Linked DNA regions of Homo sapiens: all the other regions are linked to region 3. The links are chromatin contacts, found by Hi-C or POLR2A ChIA-PET in ENCODE. All regions are on one chromosome and are shown on one strand. The core of a region is the stretch at or near the end of the contact, and the rest is flanking DNA. Distances in the headings are between cores, read along the strand shown.

What was found. Hi-C counts contacts between places; a loop is a spot of excess contacts on that map. ChIA-PET counts read pairs that join two places held with the same protein, here RNA polymerase II (POLR2A). Pooled maps may share reads with other maps.
Region 1: a map of gastrocnemius medialis shows a loop between it and region 3 (7-fold over the local background). The contact joins the enhancer-like site here to the promoter of MAP2K3 in region 3. A Hi-C loop is called at or near these places in 2 of 168 maps with a recorded cell type or tissue (endothelial cell of umbilical vein and gastrocnemius medialis).
Region 2: a loop to region 3 is called in a pooled map, with 15 times the contacts of the local background. The contact joins the promoter of ELAC2 here to the promoter of MAP2K3 in region 3. A Hi-C loop is called at or near these places in 7 of 50 pooled maps. POLR2A ChIA-PET finds 5 or more read pairs at or near these places in 2 of 52 experiments (AG04450 and endothelial cell of umbilical vein).

What each region holds. Positions count from the first base shown.
Region 1 is chr17:27,568,143-27,572,778 of GRCh38, reverse strand. All of the region lies in intron 2 of KSR1 (kinase suppressor of ras 1), which reads right to left. Among named protein-coding and RNA genes, the nearest start is that of LGALS9, 61 kb to the left of the region's middle. RefSeq lists an enhancer at 2,224-2,984. Within about 2 kb of position 3,383, at least 10 of the 41 ENCODE cell types and tissues checked have a DNase peak (open chromatin) inside an H3K27ac peak, as active enhancers do; they include gastrocnemius medialis, where a contact is called at or near this core.
Region 2 is chr17:13,016,218-13,020,783 of GRCh38, reverse strand. ELAC2 (elaC ribonuclease Z 2) reads left to right here and starts at 2,757. Exons shown (of 24, transcript NM_018127.7): 1 at 2,757-3,081; 2 at 3,663-3,713; 3 at 3,852-3,922. The coding sequence starts at 2,837. RefSeq lists a silencer at 2,640-2,719 and enhancers at 3,240-3,299, 3,320-3,429, 2,941-3,441.
Region 3 is chr17:21,282,057-21,286,418 of GRCh38, reverse strand. MAP2K3 (mitogen-activated protein kinase kinase 3) reads right to left here and starts at 1,708. Exons shown (of 12, transcript NM_145109.3): 1 at 1,450-1,708. The coding sequence starts at 1,498. RefSeq lists enhancers at 1-59, 2,136-2,636 and a silencer at 1,720-2,249.

The DNA of each region.
Region 1 (4,636 bases), core at 2,134-4,633, 6.3 Mb before region 3:
CACAGTGACAGGCACAGCCAAGTCTGATTTAGGAAGATGTTTTCAAAGCAGAGTAACTCACAACTTTCCTGGATCATCTCTAAACCAAAAACAAATTAGGGAATCAGTTTTGCCACCTGCTGAAGGTGAACTCGCAGGTGAAGCCACTCTGAAACCTTCTCAGGTCTGAGAGGCTCCAGTGCCCCAGGAGGGCATCCCATCTGCCAGGAGGTGCCCAGAAGATGCTAAGTTGTCTCAAAGCCAAGGGCAAAAGGCCCCTCTCTCTGCCCATACCCCAAAGTTCTGGAGAACCCGGCTGGGAGTCCGTACTGCCTCCAAGGAATTACTGCCCACCCCAGCTTCTGTCTAAAGAACAAAATATGGAACTACAAACCAAAAACGGAAGACATGGATGCCCAGACCATCATAGGAGATGCCCAATCCATCTTGAGAGATGCCCAGTCCCAGCTCCGACAAGTCTCAGGGTTAGCATGGGTGCACACAGGTGGGGATGCAGGAATGAGGAGCAGAGTGACAGCATCAGAGATCATTGGCTCCCTGCCTCTGCCTGTCTCTCTCAAACCAGGAGATATGTTCTCCAGTAGGTGGGATTAAGTTATTCTTTCTGATAATAATTGGAGAGCAGGGCCAGTTGAGTGCTGAGGTCACTCCCAGTCTGTGACAATCCAGTCATGTCATTAGCAGGAGACTGCTGGTCTCCATTCTCTCCAGTGGAGGGTGAGGATGGGTTTGGGCAACGTGCTACCCCCTCCCCCAGCAGCTGGCAGAGGCTGGCGTCACAGGCCATGCTGGGTAAGCCGGCAGCTCAGGGCCAGTTAGGTATCAAATGGTATCCAGGGATTTACTAGCAGCCACGGGGCTGCCTGGGGTCTATACTTAGAAACCTGGGCCTGCTGACACTGAGAGGCGCCACACTCCCTGTGGCCAGTCAGGTGGACCAGGAAAATGCCAGGGGCGGCACCGCTGCTGTACCGGCCACGTATACAAACACACTGCACTTCACGCAAGAACACGGGTGAAAGCTGGGTTGAAGGAAGATCAAGAAGCAAACCCAGGCTCTGTGTTTCTGTTCAGTTTTGCATCCCTAGAACATGCCTCAGGCAGTGCTGCTGGAACACAGGTCCATCTGTGGAACCTGGATCACTGGTGTGCATGGGTGATGAAAGGGATCCTTAACCCCAGACCTTTCCCCAGGAACTGGTCAGACCAGAGAGGCCAAAGGTGGGCTCCTAGAGCCCTGTGGGTGGTGACATAGGACCCTGCACATCCCTCTGAGGCCAGAGCCCAGCGGGGCTGGAAGGAGAGAGAGAGAGAGGAGCAAGTGGAGAAGGTTTCTATGGCAGCCCAGGCTGGGAGCCACATGTCTCAAATTGGCAAGGGAGCACCTGACAGATGTTTCTCCTACCTGCACCCACCATTGGGGCTCATGGAGAGGGAGGAGTGAGACTTGGATAGTAACAGTCAGATATTCTGGGAGGCACAGGAAGGGCTGAGGCAAGAGCCCAGGTCAGGCAGCCTCCAGGGGCTTCCACAGAAATCAGCAGAAAGCCTGGGGATGTTGGCTTTGCTTGTGGCCAGTTCCGGGCCCAGCCTCCTCACTACCCCACCCCTGGGAAGCAAGGCAAACAAAACCCCCTCCCAGGAGAGTCAGTTGGTTCCTTGAGGGCAAACTCCCCTCTTAACACCATTCCCTAGAGGCCAACACAGTGAAGCAAAGAGCCAGACTGGGTCCCCGCAATGCCCCTGACCTCGGACAAGTCCCCGCCCCTCTTTGGGCTTCGGATTTCCCATTTATAAAATGAGTGGTTCTGCCTAGAACAAATCAACGGCTCTCAATCCGGGTTGTGCCCTGGAATTTTCCAGGGACTTTAAAAATGAATCGCAATGCTTGGGCCCCACTTCAGACCGGCCAAATCAGAATTTCTGGAGGTGCGGACCATGAGGGCAGACAGGCGTTGGGGCCCAAAGTCTGGCTAAGGCAGCCCAGGACAGAACAGGTCTGGGGATGTCCAGACCAGAAGGCAGATGTGGCCACAGCACGGCTGTGTTCAGGAGGCCACATTCCTTCCACTGAACTCGAGCCCAGCCCAAACTCACAGCTGTCCCAGGAGACGTCCTCTCCTGTGCCCAGGTCCCTGCCTCCCTCTCCACAAAGCAAATAGGGGCTCACAGTAGGGAGCTGGGCTTGAACTGGAACCTTCAGGATTGGCTTCTTCTCACGTATGCATTGGTAAGCCTGGGATTGAAAGCTTGTTTAGAAAGAAGGTACAGTGGTGGGTGTGGAGGAATAGAGGTCAAAGGGGAGAAAGAGATGAGAGGGGTTCAAGAAAGGGCAATAAGCATTTATTACACATGTCCTGCGTGCCAGGCACTGTCAGATGAACCACAGAGGTCAGCACATGCAATCCTCCTAACAGCCTGAGATGGGAGATAAGGCTGAGAGAGGGCGGGTAACTTGCTCAAGGCCACACAGAACAAGGCCATCTCAACCCACCACCAGCCAGCCCTTGTGTCCACTGCCTTGCATTATGAAGTGAGCCCTTTTTCCCAGGGCAGCGTTTATTTGCCACCACTGGCATCACAGGTCACATATGACTTTCCAGACCCCACACCGCTCTATCCCTGGGCCCAGCTAGGGTGAGCTCTGGCAGTGGGGTTTAAAGCAGCTGCAGGAGGCTCCTCCAAGGAGGTCTCTCCATGTTCCCTTTTAATCCCACTTAGCCTCCACTCCAGTCCTTTGGAGGAGGCTGGCACTTTTCAACTCTGCCTGGGACCAGATATCTAGCTTCCAGCTGCACCCGCTGTCACCACAGCCACCACTTTCTCTCCAGGCCAGCCCACCCTCCTGGAAAGCTTGTCCTGTGGCTGCCTCCTTGCTCTCCCTATCAGCGTGGAAAGGCCCCATTCCTCCTTCTATAAATCCAGAGGTATAATACATAGTGTGAGAATAGGCAAACTTTTTCTGAAAGCCACACAGAGTCTCTTCAGCTTTGTGGGCCACATGGTCTCTGTCGAAACTGCTCCACTCTGCTGCTGTGGCACCACCAGAGCCACAGACAACACGTACACAAATGGGTGTGGCTGTGCTCCCATAAAATTTAACTATGGATACTGAAACAAATTTCATGTAACTTTTACGGGTCACGAAATATTCTGTTGTTTTTAATTCCTCCCGCCAGTTCAAAATGTAAAAACCATTCTTAGTTCACAAGGCTCTACAAAAAATAGTGCTGGGCTAGATTTGGCCCAAGGGCCAGAGTTTGGCAACCCCCAAACACATAGCAATGCTGTTGGGCTCCACCTGCTGGTGGCCCTGGGCCTGGCTCCTCCTCCTTTCCCACCTCCCCACCTAACCCCCAGCACACAGTCAGCAGGACAGGCTTGCGGGCACACCCACATCTTGTCACCTTTCTCTGCATCATCAACACACATTTCTAAAACCAGGCTCCTGTGTGAAAATGGCCGGATGTGTCCTGCATTAGAGAAACACACACAGCTACTCCAGCTTTGGGCACTGGTGTGTCCCCCAATTACTCCCAAAATGTAGAGAGGAGATGGGAAGGCTTCTACAGAGTGGGTTTCCCTACTCCCAGGATGTTTTGTAACATTTTACAAAATGCGTGATTGTAAAATTTTAATTCTTTTTAAAAAAAGAAACAGTATTATCCACAAGATCCCACACTAGAACTTGAGTCAAAATGAATACATTAAATTTTTTAAATGTTTAAAGAACATTCAAAAGGAAAAGTGGGTCAGGATGGAACGTGGGAGGGTGAGCCACAGCCAAAAAGCTGCGTTAACCTTGGGTGACACTTGACTTCTAGGGGACTGGCAAATGAGAAAGTCCCGCCCTGCACAAAATAGGGCTATGTGCAGGGGCTAAAGCTGAGGGCCTGGGATCAGAGGCCCTTTCAGGGATGGCAGCTGGCTGAGGATGGGGCTACAGAGGAGGGTAGGGACAGGACGTGCCCCTCAACAGGGACACTATTCCTCTACGGAAGGCAGAGCCCTGACAGCAGGCCTCAGCTGGGACTGTTGCCGGCAAACTGGGATGCGGTAATCCTATGAGGAGGGTGCAGGGTGCTAGGTGTGGCTAGAGATGTAACTCCCCATGGGGGACCCCAGCTCTCCTGGGGGTCAAGGCACTGACAGAACTAAACAGGGGTTCCTGGGTGTGGCCATGTCCCCGGCATCTTTACTGCTCCCCCTCCCCATTCTCCCCTGCTCGGACACACCATTGAAAAAGAGAATGGTCAGACGAGTCCCCTCCTCCTCCACATGCACAGGGCAAGAGCTCGGAATTCAGCCAGTGAGGGCCCTGGTGCCAGAGGGCGTCCAGACTATCAAATAGGCCTCGGGCACCAGCCTTGGAGTCTGGTGGGTCCCTTGTGGGGCCAGAAGCCAAATCACAGATGCCGTCCACCAGAGGGACATGTCCCAGTGTTTAGCACGTGAGGTCTGTCCTTTGGGGTGGTCTGTCCATTCAGATGGGAGATGAGCCAGGCCACAGCAAGTGAGCCCAGAGCTGGAGACAGAAGAACCAGGCTCCTCCGCCTAGGAACAAGAGCTGTCGGGTTTTGGAGCTGCCCCATGGGGGTCCAACTAGGAGACAGGTGTCTCAGGAGCTCCTGCTCCC
Region 2 (4,566 bases), core at 1,508-4,007, 8.3 Mb after region 3:
TCAATTTTAGGCCCTGCTTAGTTGTAAACTGAAAACCTCATTTAAGCTACTGGCTTGCTTCTAATTTCCTAGTATTTATTGTCTGCCACAAGCCAGACTCTGTCCTAGGAGCTAATGATACAGCAGAGGACCAGATAGACAAATCCCAGGCTCATGAAATTTACATTCCAGTATAACCTCAGATTGAAGAAGTACTAGCTATTGTCTTCATATACCAGGAATAAAAATATGACCCAAAGCATAAGTGCAGAAAGTACACTGGGCCCTAGAAACAACCTAAATAGCATCCAGCCCTCAGAATTTTATATAAGTCGATGACCAAAAGTGATTCCTCCTATAATTTTGAGATAAGTAGTTTGAGATTACCCAACAGATAGATATGCACATAGGGCACCAATAAAATAGAGGAACCAATGTATTTTTGTTTGTGAAATTTGATATATTTTTTAAAAGGATCAAAGCAGTCATCACAGGAAAAAAATCAGTATTTTATTTATTGCACTACACTTTTTAAAAGTAGTTTTAATGAATTAATTTTCTTTTTCTTTTTTTTTTTTTTTTTTTTTTGTAGAGAGTGTCTCACTCTGTCAGCCAGGCTGGAGTAAAGTGGTATGATCATAGCTCACTGCAGCCTCAAACCCCTGGGTTCATGTGATCCTCCTGTCTCAGCCTTCAGAGTAGCTGGGACAACAGGTGTGTGCCACCATGTCCAGCTAATTTTTACTTATTTTTAAATTTTTTAGTATTTTTTGGTAGAGATGAGGTCTCGCTTTGTTGCCAGAGCTGGTTTGTTTGTTTGTTTTTGAGATGGAATCTCCCTCTGTCACCCAGGCTGGAGTGCAATGGTGTGATCTTGGCTCACTGCAACCTCTGTCTCTGGGGTTCAAGTGATTCTCCTGCCTCAACCTCCCCAGTAGCTGGGATTACAGGCCCATGCAACCACTCCCGGCTAATTTTTGTGTTTTTAGTAGAGACGGGGTTTCATCATGTTGGCCAGGCTGGTCTCGAACTCCTGACCTCAGGTGATCCACCTGCCTCGGCCTCCCAAAGTGCTGGGATTACAGGCATAAGCCACCATGCCTGGCCACAGAGCAGGTTTTGAACTACTAGCCTGAAGCTATTCTCCCGCCTTGGCCTCCCAAAGTGCTGGGATTACAGATATGTGCCACGGTGCCCAGGCTTTAAGCAACTTTTAAAAACTATCATTTTTATTTCAAATACTTATGGAGATGGTGGTATGATAATCTTTTCAGTTTGTAACGCCCTCTAACTGTGTAAAGTAGATCTGAAGTGTTTTCCTGACCCTCACTGGGATGGTTATTTCAAGTACAAAACGTTTTCACACCGTGGGTGATAATCTTCCATAAAAAATTTCATATTTGAATGAAAACAGCTCAAGAAATACACTAATGAGCAAAAATATATGGGGAAAGAGGAACGTGTAGTTTTGACTTAACTGAAGAAACCAAGAGGAAACTGGTCTCCATATGAAAATGTGATCCTGGAAAGTCAGGTGTCAAGATTTTCGAGTAGGAATCTACATGACTTGAATCTCCCTTACTTCCTGAATAAAAGTGACATCTTTCAGTATTTATTTAAAAAAATCATATGTCAGTGGAGCTTCCAGGTAAATTATCTTTAAAAAATCATATTTGAGTGGAGCTTCCAGGTAAATTATCTTCCTCTTTTAAGGGAGCTCCCTGTATTTCTAGCGGCTTTAACTGATATCCCTTTCAGTGAGAAATCCTCATTAGCTACATAAGAGGGGACTGGGTGTTTTTTTCAAAAAGCTGGTATTGGGACATCTACCTCTGTGATGTCCCTGGTCAGCTATATTGTCTAGGAGTTGAAACATTTTGTATTAATTTTCTATCATTTACTGGGTGCCTCTTCTGTGACAGTGCCACTCAAAGGTCTATTGATATATTATCAGGTGACTGAATTCTATATTCTGAAGTAGGAGATACTGTTATTGCTGTTATTACATTTTACACATAAGAAAGCTGAGGCTCTGAGAGGTCAAGATCACGCAGCTAACAAATGAGCCAAGACTCTTGCTTTAGAGCTTGTCCTCTATTCTTGCTTTTCTTTCCAAAAAACACTACAATTTTTGTTTTGTTTTGTTTTGTTTTGAGACAGGGTCTCGAGGTGTCACCCAGGCTGGAGTGCAGTGGCGCGATTTCGACTCACCGCAACCTCCGCCTCCGCGCTTAAGCGATTCTCCTGCCTCAGCCTCCCAAGTAGCTGGGACTACAAGCTCGGGACACCACGTAAAAATGATCAAGTTCTAACATGTATGCATACGAATTACAATGGAAATAAAATTAGCAAAGCGCTTATGCTAATGCTCAATACAATTGATTTCCTCACATTTAATCCTCACAACCACTACAACCACCTCTAACTCAAGCTCTGAGGGACTGACGTGCCCGGAGGACACAGCTCTTATCTGGTGAGAACAGGAGCGTTTTAGCGAAACTCCAAACTCCTAGGTCCCGCCTTCCCCAGGAAGGCTTTTCCTGGCACTGTGCTTCCGGAAGTCCCGCCCCAGGAGAAAAACAGCTTCCGGAAAAAATTGCGGCCGGCAAACCGGAACAGAACTAGGGGCGGGGCCGCTTGAGACGCTCTAGTATTCCTCTACTCTATGGCCACTGTCAATTGACAAGTCCCGAGCGGTAAAGCTCCTTTCTATTGGATGAGCAGCCTCGCGTAGGCGGGAAGCTCGGTGCACGGCGCGCTGATTGGCTGGATCCGCCATGCGGAGCGGCTAGGTGGTGCACGGGAAACGCGGGCGTAGGTGACCGGCGGCTTTCTCAGTTTTGGTGGAGACGGGCGCATGTGGGCGCTTTGCTCGCTGCTGCGGTCCGCGGCCGGACGCACCATGTCGCAGGGACGCACCATATCGCAGGCACCCGCCCGCCGCGAGCGGCCGCGCAAGGACCCGCTGCGGCACCTGCGCACGCGAGAGAAGCGCGGACCGTCGGGGTGCTCCGGCGGCCCAAACACCGTGTACCTGCAGGTGGTGGCAGCGGGTAGCCGGGACTCGGGCGCCGCGCTCTACGTCTTCTCCGAGTTCAACCGGTCAGTCAACGAGCCACGCCCCGTCCCGCTGGGCCCTCAGTGCGGCGCAGCCTCTGAGCATCGGGGCACCTCCCAGGGCTTCGGCTTCCCTGCTTCACACATGTGGTTCACTGTTGCGGGGGTTCGTGGAGTTATGGTGGGTGGGAAATCCGAGATTCTTTGCATCCATGTGATTTCTGCGGATCTGTGAAGAACTTCAGGCCTGGGTCTGAGCGTCCTTTTCCCAACCCTTGGGCCCCGGCCTGGCTGTCAGCACTTTCGGAGCTCCACCCTCTTCCGTGCACCCCAAGGCCAGTGTGTCGTTGTTAGCGTGTGGGGTGGACAGATCTGGTGTGTAGCCGGTGGTGGAGAAAGGACTCATTTTGTCCTAGCACCCACACACACAGGCCCCCACTCCTCTCCACCTCTGCTAAGGAGGGCTCAAAACCCACCAGCATAAATGTGGCTCGGTAGTCCAACGTGGACTTTTAATTTTTTTTTCTTTTTTTTTTTTCCAGAGTCTACAATAAAACATCTAATTGGTGTCAGAGAGTTTACAGAATAAAACCTTCTGAATGTCTTGTGTAATGTTTGTCTTGTAGGTATCTCTTCAACTGTGGAGAAGGCGTTCAGAGACTCATGCAGGAGCACAAGTGAGTCAGTCTCTTGCTTTCGGAGGGGGAGTTGATTACGGGGCTTGAAAGCCGAAATGAGAGGCCAGTTGTTTTTTATAGCAAAAGTGGTCCTTGTTCTGTTCATGTTATCCTGTTTAAATGTTTTTTCATTCTTAGGTTAAAGGTTGCTCGCCTGGACAACATATTCCTGACACGAATGCACTGGTCTAATGTTGGGGGCTTAAGTGGTGAGTATATTCTTTGCAGTGTCAGAGGCTGGTGGGAAGTCTCTGGGATTTTAACCGGCTTTACCATTTTTCCAAGTCTGGGGTGGGCAGCTACTTTTTTTTTTTTTTTTTTTTTTGTCAGTGGCGTGATCTTGGCTCACTGCAACCTTTGCCTTCTGGGCTCAGGTGATCCCCTCACCTCAGCCTCCCAAATAGCTGGGACCACACGTGTGCCCCATCACACCTGGCTAATTTTTTTTGTATGTTTTGTAGCGACGGGGTTTTGCTATGTTGCCCAGGCTGGTCTCAAACTTCTGCGATCCTCCTGTCTCGGCCTCCCAGAGTGCTGGGATTACAGGCATGAGCCACCGCACCTGGCCTGGAATTCTTTTTATACCAGCCCAGTCAGCAGCAGCACAGAGCATTAAAAGCTGTGACTCAGGAGAACAGATTTTAATATGGATACCACCTCTTAAGTGTTACCATCCACTTAGTTTCTTGCGTTGCGGGGACAGAGATTTGTGGCAGTAAACTGGAGAGTCTAGCAGTGGTGATTACAGTTAATATGTTTACCGCAGACGCCATTGGCACATTGGCAGCCACACACATACCCACTGTCCAGATTACCCTGTCATTTATGTCTATCAACCGGAAGGTCAGGATTG
Region 3 (4,362 bases), core at 459-2,958:
AAGAGCCCATGCCCTCCCCAGGCCCACATAGGGCTCCCATTGGCCTGCACCCTCCAGAACAGAAGAGCGGCTGACCCCTGATGAAGTGCCCACTAGGTGCCCGCTGCTAGGTGCTTCCTCCTGCTCACTCTGAGGCTGCACTTCCAGCAGTGGAGGCCTTTCCAGCAAGAAGAATGGAAACAATAGCGAGATGTGTGCAGCCAGTGTACCCTGGTGAGCACCGGCTCTGCGCCAGGTGCTACGCTGAGAGAACGCCTCAGAGCTCTTTACTATTCACCACCCCACACCACACTCCCACGTCCACAGAAGCAGGTGCGATTACTTCCAATTTACAGAAAAGGAAACTGAGGCCCAGAGACACCAGGGAGCTTGCTGGGGTGAAGCAGCTGCAGGTTCAGAAAGCCAGGAGGCAGCCCATTCATTACGGCTATGTCCGGTTTGGAAATCTCTCGCACAACCCAGCCTACTGAAACTCCGACGCACCAAAAACATCCTTTCCTCTTCCTGAAAAAAAAAAAATTCCCCTTTTGCCCTCCGAGTTTCATCCTTCCCCCTCCGCATGACAAATCCTGCTGCTGCCACCTCACAAAAATTTCCAGGAAGGCCAGCTACTTGGAGAAGAGCAAATCCCTTGCACAGCCAGCACCCTGGCCTGGCGGCTGGCCCAGATCCCAGGCAGCCAGGACAAGAATAAGATGGGGTGAGAACCCCCAGTGCAGGGAGAAGCTTGCAACTCAAGACAGAGAGAGGCCGGTAGAGAGGGGGCTGTACCTTAGGGAGGGGTGGGAGGACAAGGAAGGTTCCTGGGAGCCCAGGGCTGCAGGACAGGGTGCAGGCCAGCCAGGGAAGGGGCAACATAGGGCCTATAAGGATAAGAAGAGCTGGGGGAGAGAAGGACGGGGAGTTCCGAGCTGGGGTGTAGCCAGAGCACCCGCATAGGGGGTACAGTGAGGTCCGCAACAACAGGAGCACTCTGGGGCCCAGATGGAGACTCAAGTTAAATCCCAACCTGGATACAGCCCTGGGACCCGAAGCTAGAAATGGGACTGGGTGCTGCCCAAGGACCCAGGTGAAGGCCAGTGTGAATCTCACCTGGGTCCCGCTGAGGGAGAAGACTGGGAGAGTTCATGTCCAGGCTGCAGCCATAAGGCCCAAATGAGGTCAGAATGAGGCTCCTGACTTGGATGGGGTGAGCAGAACAAAGTCCTAGTCTGGGTCCAGCCTGGGTGATCTCGGGCCTGAGTGCAGTCCCAAGGCCTAACGTGGGGGTCCAGGTGAGGGCCCAGGCGGGGGCTGGTCCCGGGACCCCGAACAGGAAGGGGTTCCGGGACCGGACGCCGCTGCCAGGTCGAGAACAGGATGGGGTGGGACCAAAGAAAGGTCGGGGTTTGCAGCCCGGCCCCAGATTAGGCGCGGGGTCAGGCCGAGGTCCCGGCCGGGAGCGCCTACCTTTGGACTGGGGCATGCTGGCGGGCTGGCTCGAGGCGGGCGACTCCATGCTGCAAGTGGGTCCTGGACGGCGGTGGAGACTAATCTAGAGGACTGCGGGCTCCACCGGGGCCGAGCACGCTCATGGCTGCGGGCAGACGGCCCAGGCCAGGCGGAGGAGCAGCGGCGGCGGCGGCGGCGGCGGCGGCGACTGCGGCGAGGACTGCGGCGGCGACTGCAGCAAGGACGAGTCCGCGACGGGCGGCGCCGGAGACAGACTGGGCAGCGCCGGGGAGACCCCGGCCGAACTGCGCTGACTCAGGCCCCGCCCCTGCGTGCCCGATTGGTCCTTTCGTTTCCAAGGCCCGTCCTCTGCCTATCAGACGCCGGCCTGTCCCTGCCTGTCAAGCACACGCCCCACCCTCCTTAGGCCCAGGATCCGGGCCCCTCCCGCTCTCTGTCAAGTCCGCCAGCCGCCCGAAAAACCCAGGTCCGGTCAGGCTCCGCCCCCTGGACTAAAGCCGCGCCCCTCGCGCTGCCCGTCAACATGCAAGCCCCACCCACTCCCGGGACCCACTGAGCCCGCTGCTCCCTGCAGGCGCCCAGGCCCAGCCCGGCACCCCCAGACCCGCAGCCCCGGCGGGTGCGATGCGCGGGCGCGTTCTCCTGGGTGCGTCGTCTGGAAAAAACCCGAGATCCCTAAAGGTGGCACGGCTGGGCCTGCCGAAGTGGGCGGGGGTTAAAAGTGCGCTGCTGGGCTGCCTCCTGGCTCTCTGAACCTGCAGCTGCCTCACCCTAGCAAGCTCCCTAGTGTCTCTGGGCCTCAGTTTCCTTTTCTGTAAATTGGACCCGGGTTCGGATCCGAGTCGGCAGCTTTGTAGCGGAACTAGCCTTGGTCAGGTGGTGACACCTGAGCCTCAGTCTACGCATCTGTGAGCGGGCGGCGGTGACAGCTATCTCCCGGCGCTGCTCGCTAACACGCACTGAGGGCCTGGCGCCAGCAAACGTCGCCCGCGCCCGCGCTCCAGGCGCCCGGCCAGGGCGCGGGGTCGGTGGTGAGCTCAGCGATGCCCGGTGACGAGGCAGCACGAGGAGTTTTCGTGGCTGGTTACTGCTGCCCCTGTTCTACACAGGGGGAAACCGTGTCTCAGAGGGAGTGAGGCGGCATGCGGTGCATTTTATCCCGCGAGCCCCGAGGCCCCATCCTGGCTCTCTCCTGGACCTTCGTTCTCTCCTCTCCTCCTAGGATCTCAGTCTGCCCATCTGCATAATGGCTGGATGGGCCAGTCCTCCCTCTGCTCCCACACGGAACCTCGGGGGATTTCAGGAACCGCTGACCAATCTGGCGCTGGGAACAGATGACTCTGGATGTAAAGCCAGGGCTAGTGAAGGCAGAATGTACCAGGCAAAGGTCAAGGGGTCAGCCCCTGGCCTCCAGGCAGACATGTGTACCCTGTCAGGGACCTCACGTGAGGGAAGCAGATTCCACCACCTGCTAGAAAGGCTTGAGGCCGGGCCTGACCTCTGCTTGCCCAGGTGTAAAGTGGGGGTGATGCAGGGCCCCATGCACAGAGTGGGGAGCCACAGGAGATAAGAGGGAAGCCTTGCAGCCATCACCATTCTCTTCCTGCGTCTCCTGTTCACCCTTCCCAGGCAGTGGGATGGAAAATCATGAGTCTGGGGCTCAGATAGGTATGGGTTCCAATACCAATTCCTCCACTTACTAGCTGGATGACCTTAAAGAAGTCACTGAGCAGCTCTGTGCCTCAGTTTACCTATCCCATGGGGACAATAAGGTCTCTGAAAGCGTTTCATGAGTTCAGGAGTGGAAACACCTGGCCTAGGGCTTGGCACTCACTAGGTGCCCAGGAAATGTGAGTTTGAAAACACTGTGGGCTGCCTCCATCCTTGCCATATCATCCCTGGTGACCTGTGCTTATCCGTCTGTAAAATGGGCATCCAGGAGCAGCTTCCTTTCTACCAGAACTGCAAGGCTAGTCCAGCGAGTTTTCTGGGTTCAGGCACTGGCCAACAGCCTTGACTTCTGCACAAGGCCACACTCCGCCTTGTGCACTCTGCTTCTTGGGATGTTCAAGAGTCTCAGTATTGCCCCTCAAATGTGCCAGGGATGGTCCTGCCGCAGCAGCTTCACCCTTGCTGCTCCTGCCCAGAACATTCTTCCACTCAAGCCTCCTGGGGCTGGTTCCCTCTCATCCCTCAGACCGCTTCCTAAATGAACACCCCTAAGAGGCCTTCTCATCATGGTCCCCAGACTGAGGCACAACACTTATGCTGCTGATGTCTTTGTTACTGACTCAGTTTTTAACACAGCTCTCCCTCCAGACCATCCGAGCCTCATTCCCTGCTGTGTTCCCAATGCATAGCCCAGAACCAGGCACATAGTAGGTGCCTGATAAATATTTGAGGAATGAAAAAAGGAAGGAGGAAAGCATCCACAGACCAGGGTGAAGCGACTCCAGTCCCGTGCCAACCTCCTTGGCGGCCAGATGACTCAGACAGGCCCTCGCATACAAGGAGTTTGGGGATTAGTCAGGAGCCCGATAAACAGCTCAGGAATCACAAAACTCCATGTGAGTGCTATAAATAGATGCATGAGCAAAAGTCCCAGGAGGGTGCCTGGGTGATGCAGCCATCTCCATCTGGGTGGGGACAAGGAAGGCCTCTCAGAGGAGGTGATTTTGAGACTGGACTTTTAAGGACCAGTAGGAGCTTACCAGGCAGAGAAGCAAGAAGAGCATCCCTGGAAAGGAACAGCAGAGGCAATGGGTTGGAGATGTAAAAAGGGCCACACATGAGGACCAGGTGAGGGCCAGACTGGGATGCACAGCTGCACCACTGGAGCTCAAGAAGTACCATCAAGAACCATCAGAGACAAAGGTCTCTTGCTGGCTTGCTATAGTGACATCTCTTGAT